Linked DNA regions of Homo sapiens: region 2 is linked to region 1. A link is a contact called in ENCODE Hi-C or POLR2A ChIA-PET data. All regions are on one chromosome and are shown on one strand. The core of a region is the stretch at or near the end of the contact, and the rest is flanking DNA. Distances in the headings are between cores, read along the strand shown.

Region 1 (6,328 bases), core at 3,805-6,304:
CCTCCGTGGCAGCCTCCATGTGTAGTACATGGTCAGTAGAAGCCCCATTAACAGCAGGGGGGACTCGGCCTCTGGGGAGCGGATTTCTTTTGCAATATGATGTTAAAGGAAGGTCTGGCATTCAGTATGTTTTTTATTTTATTTTTTATTACAGTTTACAAAAGCACTCCAGTTTCATTGGATTTCAGGCATTTTGCATGGGATCGTTATGGCTCAGAAGGCGTAATCTCAGGCATTAGATTAGAGTGACAGGCTTGGGAATTCAGACCGGAGAACAGCTGCCCTGCCTGTTCCCTTGTAGGTGACTGGCAGGTCTTGCTTTATAACAGGAAGTGCTCCCATGGTGGCCCTGACTTGCCCAGCCTGTGGGGTTTGCTTGTGTTACCTCATTTAAAACCCCTGGCAGCACGAGGTTGGTCCATCTAGTTCCCTAGAAAGGTGCCATGGACTGAAGGTCTGTGTCCCCTCAGAGTCATCTGTTGAGTGCTCATACCCCTCCCTAGGGTGATGGTATTAAGAGATGGGGCCTCTGGGAGGCGACGAGGGCATGAGGGTGATGCCCTCATTGATGGGATCAGTGCCCTTATGAAAGAGCCCCCAGAGAGCTCCCTCGCCCCCTCCATCATGGGAGGACTCAGTGAGAAGATGCCAAGAATCAGGAAGTCACCCTCACCAGACACCAGACCTGCCAGTGCCCTGATCTTGGACTTCCCAGCCTCCAGAACCATAAGAAATAAGCAATTTGCTTATGAGCCCCCAGCTTATGGTATTTTGTTTCAATAATGGACTAAGACAAAAGGTTCATTCCAGTCACTTCCTCACATGCCATTTCCCTCATCCCTGCCTCCAAGGAATGTGCAGGGTGGATTTCTGAGCCTTTAGTTGCTGCTTTCTTTCCTTTTGGCAGAGATACTTTCAGGGGAACCTGGTCACATAGAACAACCTCCGGTTCCAGTAGTGCTGGGCACACACTGGGTAGCAGTGGGCAGTGGAGAGGATTGCAGGGCACCAGAAGGCCCATTTGTTTCCTTTCTCTTTAAACATGATGAGCAGGTCTGTGCAAATACCCCAAAGTCCAAGGATGCTGAGAGGCCAAAGAAAGAAGCTGGCATTCAGTTTCTCAGAGAGAAACATTTAATAAGGATTTACAACGAGAAGCCATGTCTGTGTCTTGGGTGGCGGTAGTGAGACAAGACGGTGGATCCCTGCACCATCACCCCCAGACCCAGGGCTTATATACCATAGGGAAGGGTTGTTTTGGGATGTGCAAGACAATTGAAATATGGAAACCTCAAGGGCCATTTGACCAAAGGGCAAGATTTACAGTAAGTACCTGCTCTTATACAAGGAGCAGTAGATGAACTGGAAATCTCAGAGGCCTTCCCAGAATGGGGGTTAATCAAAAGCCAACATGGCAGGTTAGCATCCAAGATGGAGTTGCTTTGGCCTCCACACCTGCTGTGACCTCATTTCTGAGAGACATATGCTCCAGGGGCTTCTTGAGAAAGGAACACAGGCAGTAAAGTTTTGAGACTTTTCTCATTTGAAAACAGGGCCTGAGGGTGGCACCCTCATGGAGGAGATCAGAGCCCTTATAAAAGAGCCCCCAGAGAGCTCCCTCACCCCTTCTACCAGAGGAGGACACAGTGAGAAGGCACCATCTAAGAACCAGGAAGTGACCCTCACCAGACACCAAATCTGCCAGTGCTTTGATCTTGGACTTTCCAGCCTCCAGAACCTTGAGAAATAAGGAAAGGGCAGAATTTGAAAATGAAACCAAAAACTCCACAGGATGGTTAGGCAACAAAGTAGAAGAACTTGTGCAGGAGAAGCTGCTGTCTGGGTGGCGGATAGTTTGGCTGGGTATCGAAGTCCCTTCGAAGGCTGCACCCATCCGTGGTTCTCATTCAGTGCTGCTGGCACAAAGATGCTCCTCTGATTCCTCATCCTTGGTGTGGGACCTGTTTTTCTCCCTTCTGGAGGCTTATTGAACCCTTTTTGTGTCCCAAGTGTCCTGAAGTCCCCTCATTGGGTACCTGATACGTGTCTGATTTTTGTCACTTGCCCCTCCTTGGGCCTTTCCATCCATCTTTTCCAACCTTTCCCATGATTCTGGTAAACTTTCTTGAATGGTTTCATTGATTATTTGCTCTCCTGTCTTTCTTGTTTCTATTTCAAACTCCCATCACTCGCTATTGGGCTTTCAGAACTAGTGTTCCACTTTATCTTCCCCACCTCCGTTTTCTACGTTGTCTTTTTTGTTTTTGTTGTTGTTGTTGTTGTTGTTGTCTTCAAGACAGGATCTCACTCTGAAATGAGACAGAGTCTCAGCCTAGAGTGCAGTGGTGCAGTCATAGCTCACTGCAGCCTCAAACTCCTAGGCTCAAGTGATCCTCCTGCCTCAGCCTCCTGTGTAGCTCGGACTACAGGTGTGTGCCACCACACTGGCTAATTTTTTGTAGAGATGGGGTCTCGCCATGTTGCCCAGGCTAGTCTTGAACTGACCTCAAGTGATCCTCTCGCCTCGGCCTCTCAAAGTGCTGGGATTAAGGCGTGAGCCACCACACTTGGCCTCTTTGTCTTTTTTATTAATTTGTTTTCTGGAAGAGTTCCTCAGCTTCCTCACTTAACCTGTCTATTGATGTGTTTTTATTGGTGTTTTTCATTTCTGCCCTTTTTTGTCTTCTGAATATTCCTTTTGTTATAAGCCCCGTTCTTCTTTCATGATGTAGTATCTTTTATTTCTGAGGATATTGATTGACGATAGGTTTAAATTCTTTTTGAAAATGTCTTCTCTGGCTGGACACGGTGGCTCACACCTGTGATTCCAGCACTTTGGGAGGCTGAGGCGGGCGGATCACCTGAGGTCAGGAGTTCAAGACCAGCCTGGCCAACATGGTGAAACCCTGTCACTACTAAAAATACAAAAAATTAGCTGGGCATGGCGGTGGGTGCCTGTAATCCCAGCTACTGGGGAGGCTGAGGTAGGAGAATCACTTGAACCCAGGAGGCAGAAGTTGCAGTGAACCGAGGTTGTGCCATTGCGCTCCAACCTGGGCAACAAGAGCAAGACTCCGTCTCAAAAAAAAAAAAAAAAAAATCTTCTCTGTCCTCTGTTTCTTACCAGGTTTTTGTTTTTTTTTTGATAGTTTATTTTGATCTCTGGGGATCATAGTGCAGGCCCATCTCTCTGATGCTTGGGGGTAACGATCTAGTGTAATGATTACAAGTGAGGGACTAGGTGCAGTGGCTCATGCCTGTAGTGCAGCACTTTGGGAGGCTGAGGCAGGAGGATTGCTTGAGCCCAGGACTTCGGGGTCGGCAGTGAGCTGCTGTGATCACGCCACCACATTCCAGCTCCAGCCTGAGCAATAGAGTAAGACTGTCTGAAAAAAAAAAACAAAACCCCAAAACCCAAAAAACCCAAGTGGGCAATGGATGCTGGTGATGGGTTGGGATGCAAGGGGATAGCGGGGAGGGCCTCACTCGGTGCTTTACCCGGGGAGGTCTGGGTGGGCTGTGGATGCAGGGGAAGGGCGGGGAGGGCCTCACTTGTTGCTTTTCCTGGGGAGATCCGGGTGGGCTGTGGATGCAGGGGAAGGGCGGGGAGGGCCTCACTCGGTGCTTTTCCCGGGGATACCTGGGTGGGCTGTTATGGGGGAGCCCACATCAGGCCCTTTGGGTCTCTCCCCTTGGGCCAGCCGGATTGCACAGGGAGTAGCCCTCCAGCCTCCTGCCTGGGCTCCTAAGGGTGTCACCCACATCCTCCACTGTGCCCAGTGTCCCCAGCCCAGACACCCACCTTCTCTGGCCTCCCCAGTAAATGATCCTAGGGAGTCCAGCGAGGAGGGGCAGGCGGCCGCCAGGGTGCCAGGAGGGGTCGGGTGCTGCGGCAGTCCTCGCGCAGACCTCCGTTTTGAGCACCCCCACCCTTGTTTCCAGGGGACCCTGGGCCATGAGGCGTGGGGTGCGTGCCCGCCACCACCATCCGTGTCTCTGCTGGGAATGGCTCCCTGGTGGCCGTCCGTCTGCTCGCCACGTCCCACCCCCAGCCTGCTGTCGTCTCCTTTTCCATCCTCCCTGTCCTTGCAGGTGTGTCCTCCCTAAAGGCACTTTCTCGTGGCTTCAGGAGAGAGATGGGTGGCGTGGGCTTGCCAGCCTACCAAGGCATCACTTAGAGCCAGGAGCCATGAGCGTGGCCTCCTTCCTGCAGTTGCCTCTGGCTGCCCAGGAGGGATGTGGTGTTGCCTGGCAGGGAGTGGAGACAGTGAGGCCTTCTAGGGGTCCTCCCTTGAAGGGTCAGCAGACCAATGTGGAAGTCACCAAGGATGAAGGCCAGAGCCTGGGGGAGGGTGGAGCTGGACACCCCTGGGAAGTCTGGGAGAGGGGCTGAGCCTCCACAGGCCAGGGGAGCAGGGGAGGAATGGGGCCGGGGCCGGGGTGGCATCTGGGGCCACTCCCGGTCTCTTGCTGTTGGCGTTGGGAGGGATCTCGCACCACAGCAGGGAATCGAGGCCCCGGCTCCCCTCAGGCTCTCCCTTCACCGGCAATGGGCGGCGGGCGACGGGTGACGGGTGACGGGTGATGGGTGCAGCACCCGCCCCGCCCATAGGAGAGCCCTGGTCCACTGTGGCCTGTGGATGCCGCCCCTGACGTCAGCATCTCTCTCTGGCCTCCCTGGGAGCAGTCTCAGAGCAGTGAAGAGCTCTTCACGTCCGGTGCTGTGGCGATACTAAGTAATAAGATCTCCAGGTTTTATTGGGCATTAATATTTATTCCCATGAAAAGGTTAAATTTATTTCACTTTAAAGCCCTGGAGAGTGCAAGGTGGAGCCATAGTCGCCTCTCCTGGCAACGGCCCTGCCCACCACGTACCCACCTCTCCCACACAGGCCAGTCCTGGTGATGGCCTGCAGGACAGGGCAGATGTGTGGGGCAGTTGGGGGCACCCCCTTTTGGAAGGCACTGCTGCCAGTGGGGCCGGTGAGTGTGCAGAGCCCAGGGCCAATGTGTGCCTCCTGCAGGCACCGGGCAGCCCTGGCCACTCCTCAGCTCTCTGACCCCTTCCCCCGCTCTCTGCAGCAGGCACCACACGAGCCAATTTCGCTTGGCACGACGTCCTGAAGCAGGCCCTGGGCTCTGCGGCTGCTGGCTCTGAGCCCATCGACATTCTGATTTGTATTTTTTCATGCTTTGGAAAAAAGAAATCTATTTATCTCTGCGTCGGGTCCCGCTCTGCATAACCGGAGGCAAACCAGCAGCCCCGCCCGCTTTCTCATTTTCCTGGGAAGGTAGCAGCGGGTCCTCTGAGGCCTGCGTCAAGAATATCGGGCTGTCGGACGCGTCAGTCTTCAGGGGCAGGTGACGGCCGCACTGCTTCCAGCTCTTTGGCTTGGTGTTTGGGCACCAGCTGACGGGCCAGCCAGCAGCAGCGGTGCTGAGGTTAGTCCAGGTCCCCTGAACTCGACGGCCATCAATCCCGGGCCTGTCATTTGCAAGCAGCTGCAGCAGCTGGTCGAGCCTCCTGCTAGACCCTCTCTCCACCCCAGGTTTTTCTTAAGGGTCTGTGACGGTATCTGTCAGTGGAGACTCATGTTAGCCATGTCAGGAGGGCCTGTGTTGGAGAAGGATGGAGGGAACAGCCCCGAGCCCAGGGGGCCTGGCTTTTGCTCTGTGAGGCTCGCTCCACACCCTGTTCACTTCCTGATCCCCTTCCCCACCCTGCCTTGGTCCTTAAGGAGGTGAAGATGGGGCACGGGGGTGCACGGCCACCTCCTGTAGAACCAGGGCAGGCCAGCCACCTTCTGAGTAGCTTCCGAGCTCCTGAGGCTTGGCCACCCGCACATCATGGGGTGGGTGAGGAGCAGAAGGAGGGGCCCTCCCCACGGCTGCCTGCAGTCTGGCCCTCCCCTTTTTATCTGGGAAAAAGTGTCCTGTGGCTGCTGGGTGGGTGGCAGGGAGGCTGGCCGAATCCCTGGCCAATGAGTCCCGCTGGCAGGACCCCGAGAAGCAGAGGAGCTCGCTCCAGCTGGTGCCCCTCCACCCCGGCAGCAGCAGGACGAGCAGGCGTGCCAGCACAGCTCCTGGGCACCTGCCCCTTTCTGCTCCCGGGTCCCCTGGCTTCTCATATGTGCTTATTTTGTCTCCCAGTTACACTGTGAGCTGCTTCAGGGCAGGGCCCAGCGTTGCACGGTAAAACTACATTAATTCAGACTCATTAATTCAGAGCCTATAATAGTTCAGACATGGGAGACGTGACTCTTTTTGAGCTAAAAGTTGGAAACCGTTTTGCTCTGGGTTTTTATGGCCACAATTGCAGAACCTAATC
Region 2 (7,145 bases), core at 2,342-4,841, 36 kb after region 1:
CTAGAGCAGGGGGAAAGGCTGTGGCCATGGAAGGGCTGGATGACCGCATGCCACCCTGGGGCAGGACAGGGCCTCCACCGCCCCCAGCATCCAGAAGATGCCAGTGCAGGCCCAGGTGCTGGCCTCTGGTGCCAGCCTCTGCGGAGGAAGCCTCTGCTCCAAGGGGCACTGGGCTCATCCCACCCTGTCCCTGACACCCAGAAGCTCACCCTAGGGCCAGAGCAAGAAATGGGCCAGGCACCCCGTCTCTCCGCAGGCTGTGTTCCCTGAGAATGGCTGTCTCTGCCAAGCAGCCTTTGGGGGCAAACATCCCTGCCCTTGACCTTGGCCCAGGCAGGGTTCCTCCTCACTGGCCCTCTGGACAGTTCTGCCGAGTCTTCTCCAAGGCCTGGGAGGCGACAGGAGGAACTCAGGCAGCCGCTACGCCTGTGATTTGTGGCTGTGGTTGAAACTGATGGTCACAGTGAGATTGCAGCGTGGTCAGGGCGTCTGATTTATCTCTGCTCTCAGGGACCCCTCCCCAGTCCTGAGGCTCGACCATGGTCACAGACAAGAAAATGGATGTCTGTCTCTTTCCCACGCACGGGGGGGCGGTGGCAGGAATTGGACTTTCAGGGAAGGAGGAGGGCTCTCTGGAGACGTTTAATTTTCTGTGCCCCTGGCAGCCATAGATCTGTGTCGGTTTCCTCCTGGCGGTGGCCTGCCTGGGGGCTCGCGTTGTCTCCTGGCTGGGAGGCTCTTCACTCTGCTTTGCTGGGCCTGGGTTTGAGATGTGCCCCCGGGGCAGATGGGCTCCCTGGGGGAAGGGTTGCCGAGGGTCCCAGGCCTGCCACAGCCGGGCCGCCCCAGCCAGGCTACCCCAGCAGACGCCCCCACCCCCAGCCGTGCCCACCACCCTGCTGCTCTGGAGGCAGTGAGGTCCCCGCCCCCAGCCTCTTCAGTGGGCCATCAGCACTGGCAGAGAGCCCCTTCCACACTGGGGGCAGTGATCCCCAGCAGAGGCAGAGCCCTGGGGGGCAGGCGGCACCCCTGCCCTCGCTCTGGGGGCATGATTCGGCCTTTTGTGCCCTTTCCCCATTTCCAGACCCAGGGCCACATCCCACAGTGAGTCTCCCTTGCGGCTTTGGCCTTTCTGGACATAGCAGGAGGAGCTGCTGTTGGGGGTGCAGACACCCAACAAGGAGGGGCCCTCAAGACACCACCAGGCTGAGCGCGGCAGACCCAGCTGGAGCTCAGGGTCCCTGCTTCCCCTCCTGCGTCCTCTTTCCACACAAGTAGCTTCCAGACCTTTCTCTCGCTCCACATGCAGTGGCCTGGATTGAAGCTCAGAGGGTGGGAACAGCACGCACCCTGAATGCTGCAGCTGCGTGCGGAGGCCTCGTCACTCCACATACGGACACTGGCCCCCAAGTTACCCGGCCCCTCCCCCTGAGTTTCACTCGGCTCCCCAAGTCTCACCTGCCCCCCAGATCTCAGCCAGCCCCCGCTGTCTTCCAGGTTGCTATGGCATCCGTCCCGAGCTGGTCAATGAAGGCTGGACGTGTTCCCGGTGCGCGGCCCACGCCTGGACTGCGGTAACTCGCTCCCCGCAGCGGGGGTGGTGCTCTGAGAGGCCTGGGCCCCGGCCCCACTCCAGTGGGGTGACTTTGGGGCGTAGTCTCCCCTCCGTGGGCCTGGGTTCCTTCACCTCTGCCCTGAGGGGGTGGAACCCAAGGGATTCCCACCCGTCACTTTGGTGGCTGCTAGGTTGAAATATAAGGGCCGTGGGCTGGGGACGGTTGGCAGATCAGGCCCCAAGCAGTGTGTGGGGAGCCTGCTCCGAGCCCTGCTCATCCAGGGCTGTCTGGTCTCCACAGGAGTGCTGCCTGTGCAACCTGCGAGGAGGTGCGCTGCAGATGACCACCGATAGGAGGTGGGTGGCACCGCGCGTTGGGGCTGGAGGGCCGGAGGGGAGCCTGCCCTGGGCTGAGGCTCTGCAGGGTGTGACCCCAGTGCCTAGGGGTTGACCATCACCTCCACATAACCGCCCTGTGTCATGGATGGGGTGGCCAGGGCTGAGGAGGAGCATACGCCTGCACCGACCTTCCTGAAGTTCCCCAGGCCCTGACCCAGCCGACAGCCACATCACGCCCAGCCCCTCTGTGACCAGCCCAGGTCCTCAGAGGCGCACCTGACCCCGCTGCACCTGCCCTCCCAGGTGGATCCACGTGATCTGTGCCATCGCAGTCCCCGAGGCGCGCTTCCTGAACGTGATTGAGCGCCACCCTGTGGACATCAGCGCCATCCCCGAGCAGCGGTGGAAGCTGGTAGGTCCTTGCGGTCGAGGCCCACCCTGCCCGTGCCTCTAGGGCTGCCGGCCATGCTCGGCTCCCCACCTGCGCGATCTGAAGCGGTCTTTCCTCCAAGCTCTGCGTCTCCATGGGGGTGGTGGGCAGCTTTCAGGAAGCCAGTGATCCCGACTTCAGCAGGTGTGTTATTTTTTGAATCCTTCCCCGAGGTGCAAGGTACAAAAATCAGAAGGCATCAAGGGTGGCAGAGATAAGCAGGCCCCGTCAGGTGTGGCCTTGGGGGCATCCTCTGCAGAATCGAGCACCCCATGCAGTTTCCACCTTCCCACAAAAGCAGAGGCACCGCACGTGCCCCGACACAACCGGGCTGTCTGATCTTTGCTGTTTTTCTAATAATTATAACAAGCCTGGGCAACACGATGAGACCCCATCTCTATAAAAAAAATAAAAAACACTAGCTGGGCGTGGTGGCACACACCTGTGGTCCCAGCTACTCGGGAGGCTGAGGTGGGAGGATCGCCTGAGCCCGGGATACCCAGGCTGCAGTGAGCTGTGATGGCACCATTACACTGCAGCCTAGACAACAGAGCCAGGCACTGTCTCAAAAAAAAACAAACAATTGTAACAATGCTTAGCGTGAGATCTGCCCTCTTAAGAAGCATCTGAGGTTCAGTACAGCATTCACCACGGGCCCAGTGGTGGGCAGCAGGGCTCTGCGGCCCGCTCACCCGTCCTGTATAACTGACACTTCACACGTGCTAAGCAGCAGCTCCCTCCGCCCACCCCAGCACCCAGCACTCTGCTTCTGTGTGTTTGCCTGTGTTATAGACCCCACGTGAGTGGGATTGTACAGTCTTTATTCTTCTGCGACCGGCTTCTTTCTTAAGAGACAGGGTCTCTCACTCTGTTACCCAGGCTGGAGTGCAGTGGTGTGATCACAGCTCTCTGCAGCCTCAAACTCCTGGGCTCAAGCGATCATCCCGCCTCAGCCTCCTGAGTAGCTGGGACCACAAGCACGTGCCAAAAAGTTAGGTTAACTCCCAATTTTTTTTTAAAAGATGGGGTCTCACTATGTTGCCCAGGCTGGTTTGGAACTCCTGGCCTTGAGATCTTCCTGCCTTGGCCTCCTGGGTAGCTGGGATTACAGGCGCGAGTGGTGTCTTTCATTTGGCATAGTTTCCTCAAGGTTCATCCACATTCATTCAACCCAAATATGGCAGGAGTTCCTTCTTTTCCTGGCTCAGTGATGTGCCACCATGTGGATGGACGACGTTGTGTTGATCCGGGCACCCGCCGATGTCTCTGCCTTCAGGCTGTTGTGGGTTGCGCCGCAGCGGATGTGGGAGTGTGGTTGTGGTTTGGAGATTCTGATGTCATTTCCTGTGGATACAGACCCAGCAGTGGGCTTGCTGGACCGTCGGGCAGCTCTGTTTTTAGCACTGGAGGAAACTGCTCTCCCTTGCGGCTGGACGGACTCCCATCCGCACCCCCCGGGTGCAGGGCTTTCCCCTTCCCCTCGTCCTCACTCACACCTACCTTTGACTTTTTTGTAGCAGCCGCCCTAGCAGGTGCGAGGTGGTCTCGCTATGGTTTGATTTGTGTTCTCCTGGCGGTCAGTGACGCTGGGCATCTTTGCACAGTCCTGTTGGCCATCTGCATGCCGTCTTTGGAGAAACGTCTGTTCTGCTCCTTCGCCCATTCCGTGCCTGGGTTGCTTGGCCTTTTGTGGTTGAGTTGGAGGATCTCTGCTGCTCCACTCTTGGTGCACATTGAGGCCCCCCGTAGATGCGCGCAGCCACCTTGGGCGTAGCGGGGCCTCATCGTGGGGGCTTGTGAAGCTTCCTCCTGCTCTCAGCAATGATGGCCCCCCTTTGGGGAACCCCTTGGAGCCACAGGGCAGTCAGGAGTGGTCAGTGCTGGCCACCAGCTGGCTGTGCACTTGGGACAGATTCCTCGACCTCTCTGTGCCTCGGCCGTCCCTTCTGTGCTGTGGGGTTGCCACAGTCCCCGCCATGCAGGGTTGCAGTGGTGTGAGCTGGGCCCACTCCCTAAAGCATGGACCACCCTGTCTGAGCACTAGCAGCTGCTCAGGGCTTGTCAAATCTGCAGCCTCGCTCCCCCAGGCCCCCAGTGTCACCTACTGCATTTGATCCACACAGTGAGAGCCTGTGGGGTCATCCTGCACTGTCTGTTCTGCAGGTGAGGAGCCTGGGGCCTGGAGGGGCTTGGCCGATCATGGCCTGGGCTGCAGCCCTGCAGGGCTGTCTGCTGCACACCCTGTAGCCCACCTGCGCACAAGGCACTTGGGGCTGTCCACGCCTGCTGGAAAATGACACTCAGCTGGCCCTTTAAATCAGCTTCCTGCAGAGCCTTGGGACCTGGCCCAGAAAGAAGATGAGGAGGCCAGGCCTGGTGGCTCATGCCTGTAATCCCAGCACTTTGGGAGGCCGAGGCGGGTCGATCTCCTGAGGTCAGGAGTTCGAGACCAGCCTGGCCAACATATGAAACCCCGTCTCTACTGAAAATGCAAAACTTAGCTCTGCATGGCGGGACGTGCCTGTGATCCCAGCTACTCGGGAGACTAAGGCGGGAGAATTGCTTGAACCTGGGCGGCGGAGGTTGCAGTGAGCTGAGATTGCGCCACTGCACTCCAGCCTGGGCGACAGAGTAAGACTCTGTCTCAAAAAAAAAAAGATGAGGAGAGCAAAATGCAGATGTTGCTGGGGCCGCGTCCCCACTAAGGGCTGTGCATGTGGCAGCGCTGATGGGGAGGACGCATTTGTCCCTGTGCACTCCGGCCTCTGCACACGTGTCTCGTGGGCCCCTGGAGGCTGGGCCCGCAGCCAGTAGCACCCAGCAGCGTCCTGCCTGCTTTTCCTGCCTGGTTTATCTTCCCAGCCGCGGACACAGTGCCTGGTGTTGACATTCAGGCTTGCGTGGAGGTGGGGCTGGAAGCAGACAGATCAGTCTGGCAGGGTGGGTCTGCTGGGGAGACCACAAGGGTGGGACTGATGCCGGCCACAAAGCCCGGGCTCCCATGCACTGGTGCGAGGTGCCCACGAGCCCGGCGGGCTTGGATGCCATGCTTGGAGCCCACAGGTGCTGGGCCACCTGGGCAGGGCTGTGCAGGCAGTCACAGAGGCTCATCTGGAAGGGGAGCCCTCTTTCCTTGTTCGTGGAGTGGAGTGTGCAGTGGGTCACGCCGGCCTGGCCGGGCACGGCCAGGCGATTAGGAAGCCGGCAGCCCGCGGGTGATGCTTCCGAGGCACCAGTGACTCAGTCCACAAACGTGGGCGTAAAAGGCCTCATGATTCAGGTGGAGTGATGGTGCGATGCGTGGTGCAGTGATAAGTCCTCCTGCCCGACGCCTTATGGATCATCTGACATTTCCAGAACGCAGCCTCTTCATTACCGGTGCTTGTAACGATGAATTAAAAATCCTTTTACACGAGGCCCGCTTGTACTGCTTAATGGGGCTTTGCAAGGAGGCGGCGGTTAATTCCTGCTCGCCCAACCGCCCAGCCACCTTCGCGGGCCACGGGCAGGCTGCAGGCATGGGGCACTCACTCCTGGTTACCCATCCGTCAGTTTGTCTCCAGGACTTCTCCAGCCACCGGCTCAGGGCTCCAGGCAGTCCTGGTGAGTCAGGGGGCTCCGGCTGGCCGCCCGCCTGGGCCAAGTTATCACCACGTTCTCAAGGCCGTGCTGCTGAGAAGCTTCTCACCTACCGGCTGGGCAGGTTCCTGGCAGCAGGCAAAAGCACCGGGAGCTCCCTGGAGGATCTGGGAGGTCTGGGAGGGGCTTGGGATGGGGGGAGGCGCCTCCAGGGCAGCAGGAGGGGTGGGCAGTTGCACCAGCTCTCTCCACTGCCCACAGTCCTGCCTGGAGGGGTAGGGCTCGGTCAGGAGGGAGGGGCTCTCTGCTCCTCAGGGGTTGGGGTTGTTTGCGAAAGCAGGTTGGTGGACAGCCACTGCGCCTCAGTGTGTGACAGGCTGAGGACACAGCTTCATGGGTGGTACCTAGCGGTGACCACCTGCTTCCTCCAGGCCGTGGTGCTCTGCAGACCTCTGAAGCCCACCCGCGTCGTCCTCACAGCCCTGTGGCCTCCGAGGAAGGACACCGAGCCGGGAACTTCGAACCAAACACCAGTGCCTGGGCCCTTCCAGGCCCCCCACGGGCCGTAGACCCTGACTCCCCGGCACACACTGGCCTGGGCCAGGCCAGCACTGGATGTGGGTCTTCAAACTGCGGCTCCCAGGAAGGGAGGTGACGGCCAAGAACGCCTGCCCGACCTCCTGTGGCCACAGCGCGTGGCGTGACTGGACCTCGCCTTAGTAGGGGTGGCTCTGGGCAACCTCGGCCCCAGGCACAGCTCCTGACAAATGGTCCCATGGGTCCGGGGGCACGCTTTTCACAACGTGGAGATGCAGGGTCATGGGCTGCCTGCTACCACGAGGCGGAAGGGGATGGTGCTGGGCACCAGCCTGCCCCGGGGCTGGGTTTCTCCTGGGCCTGGGCCGAGGGGTGGAGGCCTGTGGGTGACGTGTTCAAGACGGCTCAGCAACCCCACCTGACAGTGTCCAGGTGGGGCCTCTCCCCCACCCCCAGGCTCCCCAGGGAGCACAGCCTCCACTCCTACACACTGGCTACTCTGCCGGAGGGGGAGGCCGTGCTGGAGTGATGCCTGGCGCGTGTTGTGTGATGGGAGAATTGGGTATTTACAGTTTAATAACGAGATCTCGATGCCGTCGATCGGCCCTGCTCCAGGCCCTTGGCTTATCTGGCTTTTGAACGTGGTTTATAGAGTGGTGACGGTGCCGCTTATTAAATGCTTAGCTGGGCCTGGCGTGGGTGTGG

What was found. A loop is a pair of places that touch in the nucleus more often than their neighbours do. ChIA-PET counts read pairs that join two places held with the same protein, here RNA polymerase II (POLR2A). Pooled maps may share reads with other maps.
Region 2: a loop to region 1 is called in a pooled map of heart left ventricle, with 5 times the contacts of the local background. The contact joins two enhancer-like sites. A Hi-C loop is called at or near these places in 4 of 168 maps with a recorded cell type or tissue (Right ventricle myocardium inferior, breast epithelium, chondrocyte and 1 more) and 1 of 50 pooled maps. POLR2A ChIA-PET finds 5 or more read pairs at or near these places in 5 of 52 experiments (AG04449, CD8-positive, alpha-beta T cell, H1 and 2 more).

The regions. Positions count from the first base shown.
Region 1 is chr19:5,098,142-5,104,469 of GRCh38, forward strand. All of the region lies in intron 9 of KDM4B (lysine demethylase 4B), which reads left to right. Among named protein-coding and RNA genes, the nearest start is that of PTPRS-AS1, 76 kb to the right of the region's middle. RefSeq lists a silencer at 5,037-5,331. Within about 2 kb of position 5,055, at least 15 of the 41 ENCODE cell types and tissues checked have a DNase peak (open chromatin) inside an H3K27ac peak, as active enhancers do; they include dorsolateral prefrontal cortex, where a contact is called at or near this core.
Region 2 is chr19:5,135,765-5,142,909 of GRCh38, forward strand. It overlaps KDM4B (lysine demethylase 4B), which reads left to right. Exons shown (of 23, transcript NM_015015.3): 16 at 1,498-1,574; 17 at 1,857-1,912; 18 at 2,198-2,306. Among named protein-coding and RNA genes, the nearest start is that of PTPRS-AS1, 38 kb to the right of the region's middle. RefSeq lists enhancers at 1,478-1,979, 1,980-2,479, 3,502-3,601. Within about 2 kb of position 3,592, at least 5 of the 41 ENCODE cell types and tissues checked have a DNase peak (open chromatin) inside an H3K27ac peak, as active enhancers do; they include dorsolateral prefrontal cortex, where a contact is called at or near this core.